5 separate regions of the Mus musculus genome follow, and all the other regions are linked to region 1. A link is a loop called in an ENCODE intact Hi-C map of the cell type or tissue named here. Cell type or tissue: left cerebral cortex. All regions are shown on one strand. Region 1 overlaps Rgs3 (regulator of G-protein signaling 3). Region 2 holds the start of Rgs3 (regulator of G-protein signaling 3). Region 3 has its middle 36 kb from the start of 4933430I17Rik. Region 4 overlaps Zfp618 (zinc finger protein 618). Region 5 has its middle 6.4 kb from the start of Rgs3.

What was found. Hi-C counts contacts between places; a loop is a spot of excess contacts. Peaks named below come from ENCODE experiments on the same cell type or tissue, not always from the same donor. Only the 100,000 strongest peaks of a DNase experiment are listed, where the experiment ranks them.
Region 2: it touches region 1 in a loop (1.9-fold over the local background); 8 of 42 quality-filtered maps call a loop at or near these places.
Region 3: a loop joins it to region 1, with 10 times the contacts of the local background. A loop is called at or near these places in 41 of 42 quality-filtered maps.
Region 4: it touches region 1 in a loop (4-fold over the local background); 3 of 42 quality-filtered maps call a loop at or near these places.
Region 5: it touches region 1 in a loop (2.2-fold over the local background); 8 of 42 quality-filtered maps call a loop at or near these places.

The regions. Positions count from the first base shown.
Region 1 is chr4:62,694,923-62,699,922 of GRCm38, reverse strand. Rgs3 (regulator of G-protein signaling 3) reads right to left here. Exons shown (of 16, transcript NM_134257.3): 12 at 2,591-2,652. Among named protein-coding and RNA genes, the nearest start is that of Gm11210, 26 kb to the left of the region's middle. In left cerebral cortex, CTCF peaks have their summits at 341 (motif pointing right), 2,285 (motif pointing left) and 3,739 (motif pointing right); DNase peaks (open chromatin) are centred at 1,667, 2,269, 2,748, 3,754 and 2 more places; H3K4me3 peaks cover 721 bases; H3K27ac peaks cover 2,145 bases.
Region 2 is chr4:62,619,594-62,624,593 of GRCm38, reverse strand. Rgs3 (regulator of G-protein signaling 3) reads right to left here and starts at 4,922. Exons shown (of 16, transcript NM_134257.3): 1 at 4,807-4,922; 2 at 668-749. The coding sequence starts at 4,860. In left cerebral cortex, a CTCF peak has its summit at 2,080; no DNase peak of the experiment used is centred here; H3K4me3 peaks cover 1,327 bases; H3K27ac peaks cover 3,118 bases.
Region 3 is chr4:62,559,340-62,564,339 of GRCm38, reverse strand. It overlaps a transcript of Rgs3 not described here. Among named protein-coding and RNA genes, the nearest start is that of 4933430I17Rik, 36 kb to the right of the region's middle. In left cerebral cortex, a CTCF peak has its summit at 2,916 (motif pointing left); a DNase peak (open chromatin) is centred at 2,901.
Region 4 is chr4:63,116,527-63,121,526 of GRCm38, reverse strand. Zfp618 (zinc finger protein 618) reads right to left here. Exons shown (of 15, transcript NM_028327.1): 12 at 2,898-2,981; 13 at 119-196. Among named protein-coding and RNA genes, the nearest start is that of Ambp, 35 kb to the left of the region's middle. In left cerebral cortex, a CTCF peak has its summit at 2,444 (motif pointing right); DNase peaks (open chromatin) are centred at 2,457, 2,978 and 3,548.
Region 5 is chr4:62,610,805-62,615,804 of GRCm38, reverse strand. It overlaps a transcript of Rgs3 not described here. Among named protein-coding and RNA genes, the nearest start is that of Rgs3, 6.4 kb to the left of the region's middle. In left cerebral cortex, a CTCF peak has its summit at 2,013; DNase peaks (open chromatin) are centred at 1,633, 2,429 and 2,844; H3K27ac peaks cover 1,568 bases.

The DNA.
Region 1 (5,000 bases):
CCAATGGGCTGGAACGAGGGGCACCTACTCCTTCATGGTGTGCCGCCTCTGTAGGTTCCCATTGCGTGTGAGGTACATGCCTCGGAGCATCTCTGAAGAGTCCCCCCACCTTGAGACTCAGGATGGTGTGAACTGAGCGGCCTCAGGCTCCTGCCTCCCACCGAGTTCCTAGGCTTTCGAGGTAAATGTGCACCGCAGAGAGCTGGAGCTGCGTGCACTCTGTCTCTGGAATCCTGGCCGGATGACTGGACTTCAGGCTCAAGCCCGGCTGGGACTCAGACAGGCGGAGCCAGGAAATGGGAGGGACCAGAGGGGGGCAGCAGAGAAAAACAGCCCTGCTGGCCAACCCTGAGAGGCAGCGTGAAAGGGGCATGTGTTTGCAAAGGACAGCCCCTGGGGCCAGCCCCCGGCAGAAAGCCAGACCCAGTTATTTGTGACCCACCTCCCTTGTTACCATGGCAACAAGGGAGGCAAGTCAGCAAATTGCTGGGCAGGAAGGAGGGAGAGAAGGAGGCTCTGCCCACCAGGGTGGCAGGACTAGCTATTTTTAGCCAAAAACCATTTTTAGCCAGGCTGCTCCTCCCAGAGGCAGATTTTAGCCTTCAGGAAGCTACTGGTGAAAAAAGGGTTAAAGACCCCTTGTTCTATTTCACACCCCTAGTCTGTGATCCCCTGCCAGCTCCTGTAAGCTCACTGCTATCAGACTGGGCAGCCCATTATTATACAAGAGGCCCCAAAAGTTTTAGTAGTTCTAAGCTTGAATAACCTAACGTGTAAATGCTATAAACTTGTGTGTGTGTGTGGGGGGGGGGGTCATTGGATGGTTTACTTAATTTCTACATATTTAGTTTTGTGATTGAATATTCTTTTTTTTTTTCATTTTTGGTCTCTGCAATTCTCACAAAGCCAAGGAAACTTAAACTTTCTAGATAGTTTGTGGCATTTCTCCTTCTGAAGCTATCCAAGCCTAAATGCGCCTCTGAGATCACGGGTGGCACTATACCTGGTAGCAGCTGGCAGCTCAGCTCTGGAGACCGAGTCAAACCCAAGCTCCCCTCGTCTGCTGAGTTCAGCCCCTTAACCAATCTGGAAGTCAAGTTTCTTGCTTGTCTAACAAGGATGATACTCCTGTTACCTGCTGGGGTGTTCAGGATACTAGGGTGTGGCAGGCATACAGTGCCAGGCACAAAGGTGTTGGGACCTAAGAAGCTGCTGTCACACCTGTTCTGGGGTTCAGGAACAGCTGCCCAGAGACACCCCCACTCCACCACGGCTGCAGTAGGTTCTAAGTCAAGGAGTCCAGAGACCAGTGGCTCTCTGGGTCAGGATAGCAGCCCCAAAGCAGACTAGCCTCCCATCCTGGCTCCCATTCCTTTGAAACAGAGTCTGGACAAGTTAACTCACTTCTTCCTAAGTCTGTTTCCTTTTGTAAAACGAGGATGTGGCACACAAAAAGGGCATGCAAAGTATGATCACCTATGCAACACCTATAGAACCCAGCACAATGAACACTGGCTGTTGTGTCCCAATCAGATGCTAAGAGAACTGTCTAAGCTTTGAAGAATGTGAACTCCAGACGTTCAAAAGATGATGCCCACTTTTAAAGGCAACTACAGAGTGTGGATCTGAGGCAGTTCCAGAACTCCGGACACCCACCCTTCACCACCACCTACTGCTCTCCCAGGTGCCACCGGCAGCAGCTCTGACATTGTATGGATACCTCCTTCCAGTCCCCATCCACCCAAACTGCAGCTAAATGGGGGAGTGTCCCAGCAGAGGATGGCTGCTTGTACATTTCACTGCCTCGGGCTACAGTCTGAGAGAAGCCCGCTGTTGGGGATAAAACAGAAGAGGGCAGAAAAGCTGGAGAAAATGGTTTCCTAGACCAGTGGGCTCCCGCCCAGGTCTGAGCTAGGAAAGAGGGTCACTAAAGGCATCACGCCCAGGGAAGACGCCTCTCCGCTTCCCCCAGCTCTAATTCTTTCTTATCTGTTACTGAACCTGGAGGCAGAGGTTCCTTCCCTCTGGGGGATTGTGTTCCTACTATGAGCCATGCCCCCACAGACTTCTCTCTGTGAATCTGCTCCTCAGGAGCCTCAAGACTGAAAGTTTGAGGAAACCTAACGAGAGCATCGCCTGTCCCTCACAAGCCAGAGACCTCATTAACTGGCACCAGAAATAAACCTTCACAAGGGTAGGGAGCCTGGGCTGGGCTGGGCTGGCCAGAAAAACTTGCAGAGAGCATGGCATAGTGTAGCTAGGCCAGCAGTGCCCCCTTCTGGCCATGCCTGAGACTGTTCACTTTCAGGAAGTCCAGAGACTTGTCAGTTCAGCTCTTTGTATGCCAAGGACTTTTATAAATCACTGCTTGGCTCAGAGGCTAGGCTGGGCCAGGGATACTTAGTTCCTGCCTAGCTCTGAGAAAATAAACTTTCAAGATCCTAATGATTTATCCTGAGTCTTCAATAGCTCACTGCTCCTTAGTATCTGTCTGGGGGTGTGGGTGGGGCTGGAGTGCAACCCTACTTCTCCCAAGTCTGGGGTAGAAGAGAAGGAATGTCAGGAGACAATCAGGATCGTCCCAACCTACATGTTTTTGCTCTTTCTCTTCCGGGAAGCTTCATCACATTCTGTGAGGTCAGTCCCACTCATCTGCAGAGAAAACAGAGATACAATGTTGTCTGGGTACCCAGGACACAAGGCTCCAGCAGCAGCCTGCAAGCAGCCCAGTGATCCCCAGTGCGCCATCTCTGGCAGAGCTCCCAGATCAAGCAGTCGGCTTCTTCCTGGTTTGTGGGGAGAATCAGAGGGACATTTGACACTGGGAACAGAGGATCCCGTCAGGCGCCATGGCTGGCAAGTGAGCAGGGGTCTAGACAGACTTCTGCTCTGTGATTTGGCTGGTCACTGCCTCTTTATGATTCTTCACATCTCAGTTTCCACAACCAAGATCCTGATGGCTATCTCAGGACTCAGGGTGTAAGGAGACTGAGAGCATCCCCATTGCCTTAAAGCACTCCAGGGCTCCCTAGTACTCTTGGGATAACATCCAAAACACCACATGGCAGAGAATCTATCATGGGGCTTGGTACGACCAGTTGCCACATCATCAGTAAATTGCCAGGCCAGCACCTATTCTAGAAGCTCCCTCCTCTGCCCCAGCCCAGCAGAGTGTTTGCTGCTGTCCTTAGTGACTCTCCTTCTTAAGGCATAGCTTAAGGCACCGTAGCCAAGCAGCACCGATGCCTCTGTCCCCAGGAATCCTTTCATGCCCTCTTTATCTCTTTTAAGGTCCCCACCACACCCAAAATGGTTTGTCTGAACCCTCTTCTGCTTGGCTCTGAGTTTCCATTGGAAGCCTCGGACTGGTCACCTTCATATGGTCAGTGTGGTAGGAGCACACATTTGCCAGATAAATGCATCCAAGAAGATGCAGCCTGAGACACTGCATTTAGGAGTCCTCGCTGCTGGATCCAGAACCTCCAGTTTCATTCCTGTGACCCACCCCAGCCTGCAGAGTCTATAGCCCCAGCTCCCTGACTTTGCCAAATTGTTCCTCCTGCATGAGAGACCCTATCTCTTGTAGCCTCCATCTCCTCGCAGCCTCACACCCTTCATCTAGCTTCTGTCTCATTAATCCTCCTAGAAAGTCCATAAGTAGTAAATAGAGGCTCATTGCCACTTGCCCAAAGGACCTGAACCACTTAAGACAGAATCCGCCTATGTAAATTAAAAACTGTCCACCAGAGGGCGGAGCACTCAAGTGCCAAAATGGCACAAGGTGACTGTTTCCAAGGAAAGACTCAGCAAAAAAAACTGCCTCCTTCCTGAATCAGTTGCCACACCAGAGCGTGGAAACATGTGTGTGTGTGTGTGTGTGTGTGTGTGTGTGTGTGTGTGTGTGTGTGTGTGTGTGTGTGTGCGCGCGCGTGCGCGCGCGCGCATACATGCACCCAGGAACACACACCATGTCTGGAGCCAGTCCCAGCATATGTGCTGCTTCTACCAACTTGGAAGACGTTATTTTTTGTTTGTTTGTTTCAGCAGATGCCTAGGGTGGGTTAGCAGCCCAAACGGGCAGAAGATTGACCAGGATGAAATGTGGGTCCCAGTCATGGACATCTTGGCACCCAAAATGCCCTCAACACTTGGCCGACCCTGCTGTACCTGACTCACAGAGACACAGGCTCTGCAGTTGTGCTAGCCTACCTCAGCAGTGCTCGGAGCCCCCACCCGTGGGAAAGGACCCACAGAGCTGGGTTTCCTCCCATTCTAACCTCGGCTTCCGCACTTTATCAGCCCCACACAATGGGCCTGGGGACCACTCCCGCCAGCCACCACCCCCAGTCTCTACCCAGCTGGGAAATGGGCTCTTCCTTCCACTACTGGGGGTGGGGTGGGGTGGGGTCATCTTCAGTAGTCCTAGTGGGAAGCTCTGACCCCGGGTTTTGGCTTTCAGGCACCTAAGAAACCTTGGCACTAAAAGGGGACAGGGGCCTACAACCAGGAAGAAAGACCAAAAACTAAGCCAGACAGGGCTTCCTGGACCCTAGTGCCTCCTCAGTATCCACATTGGCTGCAGCCTTGGGTCTTTGGAGGTGTTAGCATGACCCCCAAGATCATCCTCCTTCAGCTGCGACAAGGCTGCCCAGGGCCCAGCTGGCAAAGGGGCAGCTTCTTCTACCTGTCCCTACCCCTCCTCCATGACCCTGCCCTGCTGCAAGCTGAAGTGAGCCCGGAGTCACTGGCCCTCCCTGAACTCTGGCAGGGATCCCTGGGGCCTGCCTGGCCTCACCCTGCCACCTCTGGGACTGAGAGCTCTCAGTCTCCCGGAATAATAACTATAATTCTTATTGTCATTACCCCTATAATTACAGTCGTGATTAAGAGTGTGGCTTCTAAACAGCCTGGATTTGAATCCTAGCTCAATCCCATATTAGCTAATTGACCTTAGCTGTGTTCCATCTGCTTGCCACGTCTGCTCCCTTCATTGGCAAAAC
Region 2 (5,000 bases), 75 kb after region 1:
CTCCGACCCCACCCGCAGGAGGATATAATTAAAACATGAGCCACAGTGGTTGGCTTCTTTTTTTCTTTTTCCTTTTTGCACAGTTTCTGGAGACCAAATGAATCCCCCTCTTACTGTATTAGTGCTTTACTGTGTCACATTCCCAGCCTCTGCCTATTATGTTCTTGCTTTTTGTTTATGTATGTGTGTGTGTGTGTGTGTGTGAGAGAGAGAGAGAGAGAGAGAGAGAGACTCACAGTGTAGGCCAGGCTAGCTTTGAATATCCAGCAATCCTCTTGCCTCTACCTCCTAGGTTCAAGGGTTATAAGTACGAGCCACCACAGCCAGCTCGGGATGTCCACTTCTAAGTGTTAAGTGGGCTTGCGGATGGGATGCAAGCTCATACATCTCCCCTGCAGCCATCGGAATTCGATTTTAGCTCCTCTTCAGAAACGAGCAGAATCAAAATACAGAATCTATTTTCATTTTGATAAAACAACCCTCCCCCCCCCAAAAAAGGCTCTATTTTCATAAACCTCAGATTCATCTGTAGGTCATTTAAAAATATTATTCTTTTTCCTTTGAAAACCCAGAGTCTGATCCAGTGTGAGGCCCTGTCCAGCTCCAAACAGCAAAGTCCAGCTGCCTGGCAGGAGGGTGAGGCTGCCATCCTAGGCCATTCACTTACCAGAATCCACAGCCTGGACTCGGACCGGAGAGTCACAGCAGATGGTGAAGCCAAAGCCGTCTTTGCCCCTCCGGATGGTGATCTAGGACATAACCTTGTCCAGTTACTCCAGAGTTTCAAAACTGGGAAGCCTCTAAGCTCCACCCAGAGCCACCTTCCTCTCCACAGGGAGTCAGAGCTGAGAAGGAGTCAGCCAGCCTCCTCTACCTATCTCTGACCCACCATCTTAACCCTGACTTATGCAAAGTCAAGCAGAGAGCAGAATGGATGAGATCAAGGAAAAGGGAAACCCGTTTTCCTCTTGGTCCTAACAGCCCCAACCCTTTACCCAAGAGCCGTCTGGAATTCTACCTCCTCTCCCCACTGAAGACCAGCTTCCTTTCCCACGGAGGTCTTGGGATCTAAGCCCATGGTTTGCCTTGGGCTAAGGACACACACTTTATTTTATTTAGAAATCAAGCCAAGCGGGTGGCCGCCCTCCCTGAGGGCCAGGCAGGAAGATGTAGCATGTTCTCTCTTAGCCCATGGCCAAGTGTCAGCTGAAGAGTGATGGGGTTCACAGGCACGGGCAGAGCCGCAGCCTCCTGGATAAACCTGTACTAGCCACGGGCTTCATTCTGCCTACAAAGGAGTATGGGTGTGGGAGGCCACAGTCTGTTTTCAGAGGTCCGATCAAAGGACCCCCTCCACGCCCGCCCATCTTTGAAAATGATTTAGTGCAGTGGTTCTCAATCTTCCTAATGCTATTAATGCTACTACCCTTTAATACAAGTCTCGGGTTGTGACTCCAACCATAAAATTATTTTTGTTGCTGCTTCGTAACTGCAATTTTGTACTGTCAGGAACTGTAATGTAAATATTTGATATGCAGGATATCTGAGATCTGACCCCTGAGAAAGGGTTAGGGTCGAGACCCACAGGTCAAGAACCGCTGGCTCAGCAGTTAGGTGCATAGACACTGACTCTTGCTAATACTAGCTCTTGGGTTCTATTCCCAGTCTCCAAGTCAGCTCACATTTGCCTATAACTCCAGCTTCGGGGGGAATCCAACACCTCTGACCTACACATGGCCAGGCACACATATAAGCATAGTTTAAAATAAAATTAAAAAAAATTTTTTTAAGACAAAATCTTCCAAAAAACAAAAAGAGCGATTCTGTGTGCAGCATGGCCCACTGGCTCATTCAGATTACTTAGGTCAGAAAAATGGCTTCAAGGGGGAGTCCCAAGATACCCCTAGGGCAGGGAAAGACCAGGGTGAGTCCCAATGAGGCACAAAGAGAAGGTGTCCTGGACAGAGACGGGGAGAGGAGGAAGGCATCTCCGAAAGCCTAGCACAGGTCAGGCAGGGCACAGCCGCATGCAGAGCCTTGAGCTGTCTCTCAGGGCTGGGCACTGTATTCACCTGCTGGTAACCCAAGGCCAGGCATGAGGAAGGGGAGCAGGCGGGAGCCCAGGGTGACCAAAGGTCCCCAGGCTCTGCTTCCCACCAGTCCTGGGCCTGGATTCAAAGCAAGTTTGTAAAACAGGAAATCTGACAGACAAGCGGGGGAGGGGGAGGGAGGCAGGAAAATACCCTATTCCCATAAGAATTCTGGGAAAACACATAGCTAAGACAGGAAGAGAAGGAAAAAAATATGGAAAGAAAGCAAAACAAAGCCGGGAGTGAACGTGGAGAGCTGGAGGGATCTCGAGTTGCCAATCCAGCAGAGGCCCAGAGAAGACAGCAGGAGCCACTCTGTGGGGCTCACAGGGAACTTGGGACCTACCTTCCACACCACACAGGACTACTTCTAGCCCTGCCCCAATCTTATGTCACAGGGCGCTGAGGATGGCCCCTCCTGTCTGGAGGGTAAGCCCCAGATCCTTGGTCTGAAGATAAATGTGGCGCTCTGGCACTCTGGTCCGGCCAGGGCCAGGAGGCTCTTCACCGCCTCCTGAGTGCCACCTCGGAGAACAATCCTACCCCATTGGCTAGCAAAGGAGTGACGGGAAAGGGGCTAGAAAGGAATGAGAGCATTGCCCAGGTCTGTGGGAGGAGCAGGCTGCAATGGAGGCCTCTGAGCACACAGAGTAGTGTCCAAAGAGTCAGTCCTCCAAGACAAGAGTCTGTCCTAGACCCCAAAGAATACGGCTTCAGCAAGCCCATTTTACAGAGAAGGTAAGCAAGGCCCAAAGTGAGGGCATACTCCCCCCAGCGATCCTCTCTGACCTTGGGCTCAAGAAAGGGGACAGCCCTCTCCTGACTCTGGAACCTCAGCAGGTCCTGTCAGGTGCCCTTCCCAGGGTGGCTCTTTCTCTTGCCTGTCAGGGGCAAGCACTGCCGCCCCTCCCGAGTCTCAGCTATGCCAGCACCTGAAGAGTATCTGACGTTCTGTCACACGTGGGCTCCTGTCCCTAACTGCCAGCATTTATTACCTACTCCCTGGAGGTGAGCAGCAGACACAAGACTTTATAGGGGTCACCTTTTCCTCCCACGGGCTTGACCATATGTCACCACTCCTGTTTTAGGGACAAGCGACTGTAAGCTGCTCAATAGATCAGTTAAAGGGGACCACAGTGGGCTAGAGCTCTGGTCCCACAGAAGGTCTAGTATGTTCAATGCTGCCCCGGCGTCGATGTGGGAGCCATCTTACCCTGAGTCCAGCCCATGCGTGTACCAGGTCCCACTCTGGTCACCAGCACATTCCTGTGCCCTGGCCCCTGGTCCCAAGAACACCTGGGATTTCATTACCTCCTATCCGGCGCTCACCCTGTCTTATGTTTATAAACATCTAAATGTTCTTGCCACAGGGACTAACTTCAGGAAAGTAGGGAGCATAGATTGAGGTCAACGGTGCAGGAAAATGTTAGAAAGAACATCTGGGTCCCCAGTGATGGAGGCAGGTGCCGGGGGGGGGGTGGGGGTGGGGGGGAAATGGGCCTCTGCCTGTGACCTATACACTATAGAGTTAAGCTCCAGATTCTAAAGAGGGTCTTCTCTGTATTTTTTACAGTCAGGGCAATTCGTGTGGTCCCTCCATCTTGGACACTACACAAATCTGGATATATTTTACCTTCATCCCTACTCCTGATCCCCATTCCTATGTATAAGAAATAAAAGTGGGCTGGTGAGATGACTCAGCAGGTAAGAGCACTGAGTGCTCTTCAGAAGGTCCTGAGTTCAAATCCCAGCAACCACATGGTGGCTCACAATCACCCGTAATGAGATCTGACACCCCCTTCTGATGAGTCTGAAGTCAGCTACAGTGCACTTATGTATAATAATAAAAAATGAAGCTTTGGGCTGGAGCAAACGGGGCTGACCGTAGCAAGTGGGGTTGGCTGGAGCAAGCAGAGATCCTAAAAAATTCAATTTCCAATAACCACATGAAGGCTCACAACCATCTGTACAGCTACAGTGTACTCACATACATACATAAATAAATAAATCTTAAAAAGAAAGAAAGAAAGAAAGAAAGAAAGAAAGAAAGAAAGAAAGAAAGAAAGAAAGAAAGAAAAGCTAGTTCTAGAAGAGTCTTTGGGGTGAACGTGACCATCACTCCTGACTCTTCCCTGCCTCCCAGCCCAGGAGCTAAGAGACAGATGCAGTGAAGTTGGCCTCCAGAGCCACAGCAATCCCGGAGTCACTTCAAGGCAATGGTGGCAGCCGGGAGGAAAAGATACACATACGCTTACAACACACCTCACCTAGATGCACACACCAGTACACACAAGGGACATCATGGGTACCGCTGCCCACCAGAAACAGGAAAGTCAGCAAAACTGCAGCTTTCGGGAGTCCCTTAGCCCCCCAGCCCAAACCCAGCACCACTAATCTCAGACCTGACATGGCGCTTTTTTTATTCCAATCACCTCCTCCTAGATAATAAAAGCAAAAGCAAAAACCAAGCAGCAACAGCTAACTCATCTCATCAAGGATCCCAGGCAGTGGATAGGAAAACACTCAGAACTGGCCTCAGCTGCCTATAACCCGGGGCAGTAGGTAGCAGGCTGGGCCATGGGACCAACCCCTGTCTCTAATGTGCCTGCAGGGAACAGGGGGAGGCATAGATGGGCTTGTGGAGAGAGAGATTCTATATGGATGAGCCCCATCCCTGATTCCCACTATCACAGTACCCAGGGGATCAAGCACCCACCTGCCGGTAGCGGCGTTCTGAACACACTTTGCAGAGCCCATTGAAGCGGTTCATGGCTGCGGATCCTGCCTCGGCTGCCTCCCCATGAAAACCCAGCTCTCCCCCCCCAGTAGCGGGAGCCCACACTGCACCCTGTCAGCCTGGCATGACCGCCCTGGGAAGCCCGCCTCTCAGAAGAATGGCAGGAAATCACC
Region 3 (5,000 bases), 140 kb after region 1:
CAGCCTGGTCAACACAAGGAGTCCCAGAACAACCAGAGCTACATAGTTTCCTAACTTCGAGGAAAGCCTCATGCTCAGGCTCCCTGGTCCCTCCACAGCTTCACATGGCCACTGGATCAAAATTAAAAAAAAAAAAAAAATCACAGGGCTAGAGAGATGGCTCAGTGGTTAAAAGCAATGACTGCTCTTCCAAAAGTCCTGAGTTCAATTCCCAGAAGCCACATGGTGGCTCACAACCATCTGTAATGGGATCTGATTGATGCCCTCTTCTGGAGTGTCTGAAGACAGCTACAATATACACACATACATGAAATAAATACAAATAAATCTTTAAAATAATAATAGGAATATAGAAATAAAGGAAGGAAGAACAAGTGAACAAAAGAAAGAAGACATGTTAGATGTGCATTTCACTAATTCACTCTTCACCCTGCATTCCTGGGCCCTCACAATGCCAGGCACTCCCCCCAAGTGTGGAGACACGCTGTGACACACTCAGAGCTCACAGTCTGGCAGTAGAGGGTAGCAAGAGCAAGCTGTGGCCCACCTGCCCCATAGAGGCCACGAGAAGAGAATGAAAGGGGGGACTCACTCTTACAGGTCCAGCTGGGGAAAGGCTTATTTCCAAGTTGGGGAACATGTAAGCCGAGACCTAAGAATGAACAGAAAATAGCCAAACAGGAAGGAAAAAAAGAATGTTCCAGGTTGAATGGAAAGTCCCGAAAAAATTTTAAGTCTGAAAATAGCACAGGACACGGCTCATTAGAAGAAGTCAAAATAAAAGCAGCCATGGTGGGAGCATACGGAGTAAAGAGGGAGCAGGCAAATGGGATAAAGCCAGTCCAGGTGGCTGTGCCCTGCGACGCTCATAAACCCAATGAAAGAGGCTGTGCTGATCTCCGGGCAAGGGACGGCTTTAGGGAAAGATGTAATACTTTCATGTTGGAAGGTGAGTGAAGGGGAGGAGGCAGTCTGTGTGGAGAACAAGGCTAGACTCAGATCAGGGAAATAGCCGAGGCATCAGAGTAGAGTGGGAGGGAGGGTGTGGACGATATGGCTAATGTGATTTGGTACTGATCTCGGAGGTGCTAAGACAAGGCGAGATGATGAGACCAGAGATGCTCACATAACCTGGACCAGTGCTTTTCCCACAGCAGTCGCTCAGCTGATCACTGTGCAGTGGAGGCTGGTGGGTAAGAAGGCTCCGTGGCTGAACGTGTGTGCTGTGCACTTGTGAGGATCTCACCACCCACAGGACAAGCCAGACTTCTCGCAGATGCCTGTAACTCCAGCTCCGAAGGATTTAATGCCCTCTTCTGGCATCCGCAAGTGCTCCAGTGCACTCACATGCGCACATACTCATCCAACCAGACACATGCACACACACACACACACACACACACACACACACACACAATCTTTACAACGATATTTATACCATAAATGACTTTACAACGAACCAGTGAATGAGAGGCAGAGAAAATTAACAGATAACTTTTCGTAATCCCTTCCAAGGCAGAAATACCTTTATACACTGTACAGACTCAAGAAAGAAGTCAAGAATGGTTTGAGACAGGATCTTGCTATGTAGCCCAGCCTGGCTTCAAACTAGAAATTCTGTCTCCAACTTCTGAGTGCTGGAATTATAGGTGTACTCCACCAAACTACACTCTACTGCTATTTTAGATATATTTTATATCTGTAAGTGCTTTGCCTGCACGTGTCTGTGCATGCAGCGCATGGCATCCAGAAGAGGCCGTCAGATCCCCTACAAATGGACTGACAGACAGTCATGAGGAGCATGTAGGTGCCAGTCCTCTGGAAGAGCAAAAAGCTCTTCACTGCTGTGCCATCTCTCCAGCCCCCTTTCTATGTAGTTCGTTTTCTGTCTCTGTGTAGGTACACATTTGCCACTGTGTGTGTGTGTGTGTGTGTGTGTGTGTGTGTGTGTGTGTGTGTGTGTGTGTAGGTCAGACTACGGTAATCCACAAAGATCAATTCTCTGCTTCCATCATGTGGGTCCTGGAGACTGAACCTAAGTTATCAAGCTTGGTAATAAATGCCTTTACCCACTGAGCCGTCCCACCAGCCCATTTCCTGTTTTTTAAAAGCATGTGTGACTTAGTCAAGATACACACAGGCTCCCTGATAGTATCACACACCTACGATTCAAGCCCTTGAGAAGCAGAGGCAAAGACAATCTCAAACTAGAGGCTGGGCTAGGCTATATGTAAGACTGTTTCAAATGTTTTGCAAGTACACATAGACTTGGTTCTTTGTTTTCCTTTCTTCCTTTTGGTGCTAGGACTTAAACCCCGGCCAAGCAACATTACTCACACGGAGAGAGACAGACAGAGACAGACAGAGAGACACAGAGAGACAGAGAGAGTCAGAGGGAGGAAGGGAGGGAGAGACAGACAGATTCAAACAGAGAGAGGAGAGATTCGGAGGGAGGGAGGGTGGGAGAGAGAGAGACAGAGAGAGAGAGAGAGAGAGAGAGAGAGAGAGAGAATGAAAAACAGTATTAGTGCCTTAGGCTGCCTTTGGTATTTTCACCTCCCTGAGTCTGTCCTAATGATGTCAGGTCATCAATAGCTTTCAACTTCCCCAATTCAAAGCCTCTGGACTACAGAATTCCACATATTCTTGAAAGGGTGCTTTCAGTAATAATCTAAACTATTGAGATAGTCCATTCATTCGTCAGCCTCCTATTTGTCATTTGTAACCTGGTGTTGTAACCATGACAACAGGCTCAGCATCAAGGAGCTACCAGTCCCCTCAAGCATTTAAATTGGACTCTGTATACAAATTAGAAAACGTATCTTCTCCATTTAGTAACTGAAAATGTCTTTGTTGTACAGACACTGGCCGCAAAAGGTGTTGTTTTCATGACGTAATACCACCACCTAGTGGTTGCAACTGTCAAGACAGAGTGCTCAGGAGATTTCCTCTGCAGAGCTCTATTTCCAGGAAGTAACTTTCTACCACTTGAACCCTTCTTCTTTTTCAAGGTAATAAGAAAACTGGGTCAGTTGTGTTGGTTAATTTTCATCAACTTGACATAAACTAGAGTTATTTGGAAAGAGGAGTCTCAATTGAGAAAACACTTCCACCAGATTGCTGGTAGGCTAGCCCATAGGGCATTCTCTTAATTACTGATTGATGTTGGAGGGTTCAGCCCAGCCCTCTGTGGGTCTTGACAGCCTTGGACAGGTGGTCCTTGTGTCTTAGTTAGGGTTTCAGTGTTGTTAAGATACACCATGACTTTGGCAACTCTTATAAAGGACAGCATTTGATTGGGGCCGGCTCACAGGTTCAGAGGAGTTGTATAAGAAAGCTGGCTGAGCAAGCCAGGAGGAACAAGCCAGAAAACAGCCCTTCCCCACAGCCTCTGCCTCAATTCCTGCCTCCAGATTCCTGTCTAGTCAGTGATGGACAGTTACCTGCAAGTGTCTGTAATCCCAGCCCTTAAGAGACTGAGGCAGGAGGGACGCCATGATTTTGAAGCAATGCAGGGCTGCAGAGAGAGCCCCTGCTTCAAACCAACAACAAAAGGTAAATGAAGAGTTAGTTTCCTCTCTAACATGGGTTCTCAACCTTCCTAATGCCGAGACTCTTTAATACAGCTCCTCATGTTGTGGTGACCCCAACCATAACATTATTTCACTGCTACGTCATAATTATCACTTTGTTATTATTAGAAATCATAATGTAAATATCTGGTCGATAGGATATCTAATATACGACCCTTGTTCCAGGGTCATTCAACCTCCAAAGGGGTCGTGACCACAGGTTGAGAACCACCGATGCTGTAACGCATAACAGTACTCTGGTATTAAATAAACATTTGTTAATGCATAACAGAAGAACACAGTAGTTTCATAATCTGGTACTTCATGGCAACAAAAAGAAAAAAATTCTTTCAGATTCCCTTTGGCTCCAAAGGGCCTCTAATCATTTCCATCTAAAGGCCGGGGATATTTCTGTCCCTAATCTAGCAAGAAATTCTTTTAGGCATATTTGAATTAAACTGATTTTTTTAAGGGTCACTGGTGAAACCCTGACCCCTCCCCACCAAACTCAGTGCATCTTCTATAATTCAAAAATGAAAAACAGACTCTGTGGCCCCTGTGGCTAGGACAACACCCAAGCTGGACTCTGGCTCCAAGAGACAGTGTGGACCTAGGCTACAGGTGTATACAATGACCGCACACACAGATAAGCCTGGGCTATGTGTCACCAGGCTATGTGTCACCAGGAAGCACCATCCAAAACCAAAGCGAACTAAACCAAGTGGCCTCCTTCAAGCAGGGGCCAGAGAGTGGCACATGGCAGAGGTAGAGGACTGGTGACTACTTTCTTGGAAATATTAGCCTCTCACGACCATGTTTCAGGAGACTCGACTTCAAGTTCCCCTGTCAAATTATCAAAGCTAATCTCCAAGCTCAGAGTCTTACTTCAGCTTCCCAAAGCCCCGGGTGACAGGAAGTGTCAGTTAGCAGCAGTTACCTGGACCCTCCTTGGTCAGAACACTGCGAGGCTGAGGCAGGGGCTCTAACAGGATGCTACCCCCTTTGTCATTTCTTGTTTATATTGCTTTCTCCTTCCTTTCTGCTTTAGGGTGCCCCATCTCAGTTTACTTTAAAGAGCCAGAGAGCACTCACAGGCACTGTGGGGCAATCAACTGCTGACATTTTTTTGCAGAATGGAGTAGAGTTCGTTGCCTTCTGCATATGCGCTTGTATACTCTTAGACGAGTGAAGTTCTCAACCTTGGTCAAAGAAGCCTTTCTCCGCTATGGGTGATGGTCAAAGTGTGGGCTCATAACTAGTCACCGTACTGGGAACAGACGCTGAGTGCTTGGTCCCAGATGGGACATCTATGACACTTGCTCCAAGTCCCAGGGACGTCATCCAAAAGGGAGTAGATGGACTGTGAAGACCAAAGGATAGAGAAGAGGGGCCACTGCCCTCCTGACAAGATGTGGCCGTTTCGATCAT
Region 4 (5,000 bases), 420 kb before region 1:
TGGCTGGGGCTCAGAAGGTAAGTTCCCGGGAAGTGCCAGAGATGTGTGTGTCCAGTTATAATGGGATGGAGGGGGGGGGGTGTGCTCTGCGTGGGTTCTGCTGGTCTCTGGGCCTTACCTGCGTGGGACTGCATGTGCTCCAGCAGGTTGCTGTAGAACTGAAACTGGATCCCACAGGCGCCGCACGTGTAGGGTTCTGGGGAGACAGGTGGGCATGTGACAGGTGGTCCATACTCAGGCACCCTGACACTGGGCTGCAGGCAGCTTCGAAGGTGGGGATCCAGGTGCATACTTGGGGCCCTGGGCCCAGCCTGTTAACTGGCCTGTCCACTAGCTTGGAGACAGAAAGGCCAAGGAGAGGCAGGAGCAGAAAGAGGGGAAGCCACACAGATATAGGCTGCTAACTCAACGGGCCTGCTGCTTCCTGGGCGCTTACTCCGTGGCAGGCACTGTTCTGAGCACATGGGAAGGACAACATCCAGGCACCAGGAGCTCCCAGGAAACAGACTCTGCCCCTTGGGATTCACAGCTTAACCCTCTGCCCGTGGGACCACACGAGCATCACTGTTCATGGAGGAAACAAGATGCACGCATGCACAGATGAATAAGGACACTCACAATGGGAGGGGGAAGCAATGAGAGAAAGAGGGGGGAAGCGAGGCAGTGGGTACAACTGGATAAGCTGGAGGATGGGCTAAGTGGAGCAGGCAGCAGGGACACCAAAAGCTCAGAGTATTCAGGAAGCACACTAGTGCCTGGCAAAGAAGGGGGCAGTGGGAGGAAAGAAAGACCACACTGTTAGGTAGAAGGGGAGGGAAAGAGAGGGAAAAAGGTGGCTTGGAAGAGAAGTCCTGAGGCTGTCTGGATAATCAGAAGTGGGTAACCTGTCCCCCCTCCTGTGTGCTCAGGGTTCTACCTACCTGACCTCTCCACCCTCCGGAGCCCCTAGCATCCTCCCAAGGCTATTACTGGGACTAACCCTCAGGGTGGTCCAAGGCCTGTCTATACCTCAGGGAGGCCAGAGAGTCACTCTCTGCCCTGCTGTGCCCTCTTCAACCCTCCCATCAGGACCATCACTTACTCTGCAGGAGAGGGAAAGGGTTGGAAATCAGGGGACTTGCAGTTTCTGCAAAAGAGAAACAGTTTAGCTAAATGTTCCCCAGTCCGGGCTGTGAAGGCACCACAGCTGGTGAGCGAGCCAGGGGGCCCTCTTTGGAGAGAGCTCCTTGGTGGACACACAGTCTGTGTGGGAAGGTAGGTGAGAGGTGCTGGTAGAAAGGCACAGCCATCAGAGAAGGCAGTGTCACTTGATATCGACCAAGCCTCAGGGTGCTCTGACAGTGAGGCTCTGTGACCCAGGTATGATGCTCATATGGCCACGCACTTAGCCACTTGGTTGTCTTCTGGCAAGCCCTCCTACTGTCTGGCATTGCCAGAGAGTGGGGCTGGTAAGCCTTCAATATAGCAGGCAGCAAAGTGGAGTGCAGGCAAAGTAGGAGGGTCCTGGCTCCACCTGTAGTCTGGGGGACCTGGGGCTACAGTGGACTTATCCTGAGCCTCAGTTTCCTCATCCAGAAAGTGGGAGTAACAGGAACACTATCCCCACAGGACTGTGGCAAGGGTGAAAACAGACGCAACACACAGAGCTCGGAACACATGCCAGCCACGTCGTAAGTGCTCAATGAATGGTGGCTGCCAGCGCAAGCAGCAGCCCATGACAGTGCTGTCCCTGCATAAACGTTAGCCCTGGTGGCAGTAGAGCTGTAAGGGGTGCAGCATGGCTTGGGTGGAGAGCCCAGGGTATGACAGGAGACACGTTCTAGCTCCAGGCTGCCACTTAATCCTCTGTGGCCCCGGGCAGGTCATGCTTTCCTCCTAGACCAACCAATTACAGAAGCTCTGAGGGTCACAGTGATGACCCAAGTGGTACTTGCACCAAGTGCTTGGTTTACACCAAGGTAAAACAAGCCAAGCAACGCCCAAAGCAACACTCCCTCCCCTCCTCCTGCCTGTGTTCTCTGGGGCTGTCCGTGCTCCTCAAGCTACTTGCAGCCGAGGAGGAGTTGGGACTCATCTAGACCACTCACTGGAGCCAGAGGAGCAGGGATCAAACTTGGGTTTGAAGGAGCTTGGGTCTACTACTAGGCAGAAGCCTCCATCTGGTATCTGTGATCCGAACGAACCATTTGCTGAAGCCCATGTGGCCAAGAAGCACCCACTACAGGTATGTACCAGGCAGTGTCAGCACAGTGGGGCATTCACTCAGGCCTAATATTCAATGACATCAGCTTCATAGTGGCAGAAGACCTGTCCCCTCCTGTCCTGGCCATAACTGTGCATACATTCTTCCTGTCCCTTTCTAAGATAGGGATTGCTGGTGACCATCCACATTCCTGCCAAGGCTTTATAAATCCTGGAGTCCCAAGCTGTGCCAGTACAAGGCAGCCACCAGGTGGCAGCAAACACCACCAGGAGCTCTCAGGCCAAGCCATAGCACTGCAGGGTCTAGAAGAGACTCTCTTCTGTGGTATTGGGTACAGAACCTGGGACCTCTGGCTCCAGTATCACCCCATTTGCCTCTCTGGAAAGAAGCCTGCTACATATGGCACTACTCAGCAAATGGCTCTCTTAGGGTTACCCATCTGGGCTGGCGAGGTTGATGCCTGAGTTTGGGATTAAGGAAGTTCCCTGTCTGTGGGCAAGGGCAGAAGCCACAGACGGGCTCCTAGATATAATGGTCCCTTCTGCTTCTCATAAGCTCTGCTCTCTCTCTCTTTCCCTACCCAGCCCCTCTCCCAACAAGCCCCACCATGCATCAGAAGACCCCAGTCATAGGTACCTGCTCTTCTGTGGGAGGTGACACGTGATGCCACATGTCACACCACAGACAGACTCACCGCTGGAATTTTGTGAGCTGCTATTGGTCTCTTCAAAGTGGTTCTGTGCTTTGCTTTCTACTCGACGACTGAAGGTGTTTTCTGCTGGAAGGAGGCAGAGAGGGGGCGTGATATGGCACGGGGAATGGTCAGCTTGTCTGTCAGGGCTGAGTGGGCAGGAGGCCCATGGAGCTCAGAGAATGTGTGTCTGGGAGGTAGAGGGATGGAGAGGGAAAGGGTGACCTGCCCAAGGACACACTGGTGAAATGCAGCCGGCAGACAGGTCAGGGCCCCATTTTCTACTCCAGGATTGAGTCGCTGGGATGAGCTTCCCTGTTTTCTCTGGAAGATTCTGCTGCGACAGCTCCCAAATGAGGATTGAGGATGTCAGTCCATTTCCTGGAGGCAACTTTGACCCAACAAGAATCTCAAGGCATAAAGGATGTTCTGGGACAGAACATGTGACAAGTAGGGAGGGGTAGTTTCATACTTGCTCTGGGAAGGCCAAAGACTGTGTGAGGAGGGTCAGAACTTGCATGGGGAAGTAGGAACTCCTTGTCAGCCACGTCTAGTACCTTCCCCAAAGCTTACATCTGCAGCATCTCTCTGGAAACCCCACAATGCAGGGATGGACTCGGCCAAGCAAAACTCTATACTTATATCCCCACCCACACGAGCAGACAACAACCCAGCTCTTCTTTCTATGATGCTCTGGGTACTACAGAACACAGCTGATCCAGTACATGAAGGTCTCAGGAAAGTCAATTTGAGATACTCAGCCATCTCTGCCCCTTATACAGCTTGGATGAGGCTACCAATGGCTCCGAGACACTGACCAGAAGGAGAGTCGCTGGGCTTTAACTTAACCTGCACCCAAAATATAGGGATTTTTAAGGATTACATATCCTTCCAAGTGGTGCTGTTTGAAAATCAGCTGGAGAAACACCACTCAGCAGGTCTGTCCTACCCAACGAAGTGCTGAGTGATATGGATGACGGATGAGGCAGCCAGCCTGAGGCAGTTCCTATAGGCCTGCTCAGGTCTTCCATTTGCCTCAAACTCTCCCACAGCCTGTAGAGGCTTTGTGGCACTGTAAGGACCATGCTTCCTCTGTGTCCCTTACAGCTTGGTTGAGTACCTCCAGACAGCATGTAAGCTGGCAGAGGCCCATTCATTCTCTATCTACAGAGGGTGAGGGGCTCTCATTCTTGAGCACCTACTGTATACCAGCTAATCCTCCCAACACCACGAATGCAGTACGACCCATTTAACAGGCAGAGAGACACACTGAAGTTGTCAGGCTCCTGGACCCACTAGGATAGCACGTAAGGCTTTATCTGGGGCAGGTGCCTCCTCTGTAAGAAGGAAGGTCCCCTTCTCTGCCTTCATCTGTATTCATAGGGGAACAGGCAGGTAGGTATTTCAGGAGAAATATAAATCCATGTGTGTATGTCCACCTGCACACAAACAGCCATATTCTCCAGGATAATGACAGTGACAGTCTCGACCTCTCACACGCACCATTTCACAGCCCCTAACCTGGTGCCCTTGGATTTGACCATACAGTTTGCCCAGGTAAGATCCACCCCAGGGATTCCAAGTCTCACAGAGGCAGCCACTGATGTGCCCATGGTTTGCTTGACACTTGCCTGGAGACAGTGACATTCAATGACTGCAGTCTCCACAGACAATTCTCTGCAGATGCTACGGACCTTCAAAAGCTCAGCCACAAAGCTCAAGAAAAAGGGTAAAGTCAAGAAAGCCCTGACCCTACAATCTGGTGAGCCAATGTCTACCACCAAGGAGACCATGGTGGACAATCTAATTCTTTTAAGGTGCTGAGGATGGAACGCCAAGCAAGGTCTCCATAATTACTCTTATCACTGAGCTACCCCCCAACCCTCTTTTCTTACTTTAAGACAGGGTCTAACTAAGTTGATTAGTCTGGCCTTGAACCCACTCCATAGCCCAAGCAGGGCTTGAAATTTTGATCCCCCTGACTTAGCCTCCTACCTGCAAGCAAAAACACAACTGTCACAACACAGCATTTGAAAAATCCACACTTCAAGGTTGGTCGACTCCCCTCCTTTTGGGAAATATAAGCACAGTAAACACAAAACCACA
Region 5 (5,000 bases), 84 kb after region 1:
CTCCCGACTCCTAAGCTTTTAGTTTGGGGCTGCAGAGCCAAGTAAGGCCAGCTAAGTGACAGTGATGCAAAGAAGAGAATCCTGAGCCTGTGTCCTCAGCCAGCCTAAGAGGACTGCAATCAGTGTCAGTGCTTTCTAGCCCCATCCAAGCGTCTCCTGAGCCCAGAAGACAGATCAAGAGGACCCTTTATGGCATCCTGGCATCTGCCAGACTCAGCACTTCCTAGGGAGCCTAGGGGCTGCCAAACTCCCCTCTGTAAGGGAACCCAAACCCTCAGCCAGGCCAGTGACAACAGCAGCCTGTAATTTAGACTACCAACATCTACCTCAGTGGGACACAACATCACAGAGAGCAGCTCAAGCCAAGCATTTCCAGGGTCAACGTGACTATACCAGCCAGGGCCTTGGTGGGCTATTGCTTCAGGAGCTTCCCAGCAACTCACCTTGTCCGGAGTCAAGAGAGACCTCACCCCAAAGCTCATGCAGCCAATAAGCGTATGCTGCCTGGAAGGAGAGCAGAGAGTGAGTCTCCCACGGTCTGTTCAAGGAAGTCAAAGGTTCCACAGTCTACGCGTGGCTTCCTAAGAGCACCTCCGCCTGCTTCAGTTCCTTCCTTCTTCCCACTTTGTGAGGTGGGCAGAGAAGTTCTACTCAGTCTCTAGAGGAAAGCACCAAGCTTGCTCGGTCCCCTTCCCAAGGTCACAGAATACTTAGTATTGACTTCGGTCCCCTTCCCAAGGTCACAGAATACTTAGTATTTATTAGTCAGGTCCGAGAAAACCTGAGCAGATGCTGCACTCTCTGATGCCATGGGAGCTCAGGCTACCTTGAGGAGGTTAGCTGTCCTAGTGCTGGCTAGGTGGAGAGGGTTGTCCCCATCAGAGATTCTTAGCCACCACCTCAGCTGGGGACATGCAGTAAGCAGAAAGTTATGGGGCCTCCACTCACACAGCCTTGCCTCACAGCCAAGCAGGACCTTAGCAGTTCTCAGATGGCTGGAGTCCGAGTTCCAAACATACCTGACATACAAAAGTCACAATGACCATCTGACCGGACTGTCAACAGGGCAGGCAGGCACAAACCAAGGTCAGGCCTCATACATTGCCAGACTCTGGTGAGGGGTAGAGTTCGAACTGGGGCCTCTTGGGTAGCAGGAATTCAAAGTGCCTAGAGAATGTCCAACCATCACGAACTGATTGGCAGCTTTTAATAGCGATGCCATCGATGAATGCCAATGAAATGCCAACACTTGTTGGCGTATGCCAACCTGAAATTTCATGGAAAACAGAGCCACAAAAGAGAAACAATGGCTGTGTCTGGTAGGTGGGATTGTTAGCGATTTTTGCTTTCAAATCATCATAGGGGAACAGCCACTGCTTTTGCAATGGTATTTTTAAGGACCTCTGTTGTACCACACTCTACTTGAGCTTGATACTTGAGCCTTTTGTGAGTTTTGATTCTGCTTTGTTTTTCTTCCCTTCCTTTCTTTCTCTAGCTCTCAACTCAGATTTCTTTGTAGACTGGTTTAATTACTATCTAGAAACAGCATACGTATTTAGACTGGAGCATAGCCCTGGCAGCCTAGTTCTCACTATCTGAGAGACCCACGGAGAGCATCTGGCCTGCCCCGATTGGCAGGGGGAGTTGGTAAAACTCCCTGCAGATGTACCTCCCAGGAAGCCAGTCTTCAGGGGTCAGGCCCAGGAGGCAGTTCTCAGCAGCCTCAAAGGGCTGCCTACAAAACCTGCCTTGAGACTTTGAGCTGCAGAGTTCGTGCCTAGATCCAAACGCAGTTAGTTCAAGGTAGCGTCTGGGCATGGGAGCACAGGGAAAGCTCTCCAGGGATTCTACACGTACCCACCCATGGTCAAGGCGAGGTCGAGAAGCTTCCATAAATACATATTGTTTGGATTCTCCGGAAAGGGTGGCAGCTTGCCACCTGATAGTTGTAAGCACAACAAAACTAGCTTCTCCCAGGCACCCAAGCCAAGTGAGGGGCAGGGGCATGGAGCACTGCCACCTGCCTGTCAATCCATGTTCTGAACCATAGCCACGGCTATCTCACTCCATGGCATCATTGGCTGCTTCTCTAGCAGTGACTCGTGGCTACCTCCTTCTCCTTGTCCCCGTCATACAAGGCCCCATTAATGATTTGCTCAAGGAGGGTAATGCAGTCACCCTAACTAAGTACCCCTTCACCTTCCTACCCTGCCGTTCTGAACACTCTTCCCTCTTGGAAGCAGGCTAGACTGCCACGGCAGCAGACATCCAGATAGCTGCCATTCAGGGATAGCCTTTAGAGACTCTACCAATGTGCTCCTAGCAAGTTTGTTTTTCTCGTCAGCACATTTGGGAGAGTCCTGGCTGCCAGTGAGGTAAAGTACGCTCTGCACTCAATGCTGGCTGCCGCTGTAGACTTCCCTGTCTCCAGGCTTGGGCTTTCGTCGTAATAAACATTGCCTCCCCCTGCTCTGCTGTAAGTGGAATTTTTATTCCCTGGTGCTTAGAGAATGCTAAATGGTTAATAGCCTCCCTTGAGCTTTGCAGCCCTGCTAAGGGGCCTCCAGTGATTTCATGATCGTTCAGGCAGAGTAAACTGTCACAATTAACGTCCACAAGCAGGGACCTCTCTCGGAGTGTTCTTCAATTAGCTACTTCTAAAGGCTGCTTTGAAAACCCTTTGGAGGAAGAACTGCTTATATAAGTAGCCTGAGCATACGGCAAGGCACCGACCAGCCGGCTTACCAACTTGGGCCCTCACAGGAGAGGATGGCAATTTCCCTCCGTGAAGAGGCTCTGGAACCATGCCTCGGTCCCTGCCTACTGCCAAGGCTCCAGCTCCAGGCTTCTGCACTCGGCAAAGGCTTGACAAATGGGGGAATCCATCACGCCCATGGTTGGCAGGCGCTGGGCATGGAGCCCCAGTGTTAAGGAAACATGACAAATAGGCAGGAATTTAAATAGCAGTTCAAGACAGCAATACAGGGCCTGGCACTAGACAGAGAGAGATTGACAGATGAACAGCGAGGGCAACAAGCTATGGAGGCACAAGAGGTAGTTGGGGCATGGGAGCTCACAGGACGCCTCCTGAGCAGAGCCAGAAAGAGGAGGAGGTGCATCTCAGAGAGCCAATACGAGGCTCAGAGGCAACTTTATGGAGTGCGCAGCAGAACTGCTCAGCTTGCCGCAAGACGAGACTTATTACATCCTGGGGGAAAGCACATTAATCTACTCATTCAAGAGCCTTAAACGATTTTGTTTCATAGGGTTTTATGATTTTTATTTCTAGTTTGATGCCTTAAACTGAGGACATATGTTTTCTATTCACTTTTTTTCTTTGTGTTACGTGCATGACCCATCCATCACTGGTCATAAGCTTTCTGATATCAGGTCACTCTATCCTTGACAAAGATCCTGTCCATAGAAGGGTTAAAGGAGAGGCTGCCCCAGAGTATTGAGGGTGCTATCTGACACAGGACAAAAAAGACCTTGCATATATGCAGCCACAGGTTATCAAATAAGATTGTATTCTTTAATTACATATGTATATATTGTATGTATATATGTGTGTGTGTGTGTGTGTGTGCTTTTCTTAAATTTATTCATTTCCTTCCATAATGGTCTTTCACATTGATGAGTCAAATGTCTGTCTTTCAGGGGAACAGTTACATCTCTCTCCAAAGTTGTTCTCTGGGTACAAGTTCAGAAAGTGCTATAAACAATATTAGAAGCTCCAGTTCAGCTTCCGCTTATCATCCAAGAGGACTTCCAAATGGCTTAGCTCCATGTTCAAAGCACTGAGGAATTAGACAGATTACTATCATTCTGAGTGTGATTGTGTCTTCATGGTTCTGTGTCTTTAGGAGTTGTCATATAGACAGACAGACAGATAGACAGACAGACCGAGAGATACTGATAACATAGGAAAGTGATACACTGGAGGAGGGAGAAATGGGTGGGGCCCAGAGGAAGAAAACTACATAGTGATAAAGGATGGATTGGCGCTATGCATCTCTGGGGGTTCATACCTGCCTTCTATCTTTTTTTTTTTTTTAAGATTTATTTATTTATTATATGTAAGTACACTGTAGCTGTCTTCAGACACTCCAGAAGAGGGAGTCAGATCTCGTTACAGATGGTTGTGAGCCACCATGTGGTTGCTGGGATTTGAACTTCGGACCTTCGGAAGAGCAGTCGGGTGCTCTTACCCACTGAGCCATCTCACCAGCCCCCTGCCTTCTATCTTTACTTATCTTTGAAAAGGTCTATACTTTTGTTTGTTTGTTTGTTTGTTTGTTTGTAACTGCTTAATATTCACAGAAGTCTGAAATTGAAATAGAAAGCCCTGGAGATGGCTGGATTTTACAGATAAGGAAACTGAGGCATGGAGCTGGGGAAGGGCAGGTCCACAGTCATACAGCCAGTGAAAGTGGCTCTCCTTAGCTCCTGCCGAGATGCTGACACCCGCAGCTGAGCTCTGCAGCTCCCCTTCCAGGATTCTATGTGCCCATGTTGGGTGGTGTGGGCACAGATGATAACTTCAGGCCCCCTCACCCCCACTCTCCACCATGTTCTGTCAGGACAAGGCCTCTCACTGAAGCTGGAATTAGGCAGGCAGCTGGGAAGCCCCATCATCAGTCTCTAAACCCCACAGTGCTAGGGGTTATAGGCTTGTGTGCTGCAATGGCTGGCTTTTTCCCTGTGTGCTGGGGATTCAAACTCGGATCTGCAGCCACCACGGGGAGGACCTCTCCTCTCCTTCTTGGTGCCTGCAGGTCTCAGAACGTGCCCACTGCACATTCGACTAGGTGGCCTATAAAGCTCCACTACGTGTATTGAGGAAACATCTCAAGGTTGGAGGAGCAAGTCACTGACTGGGAAGAGGAAGGTTTTGGAGTCATTTGTCATGTACAAGAAGTAGGCCAGTGCACTGGGATGTGACCACAAGCACATCCAACTGCCTGGATTTGCAGCTAACTTTTTTTTTCCTTTCCCTACAT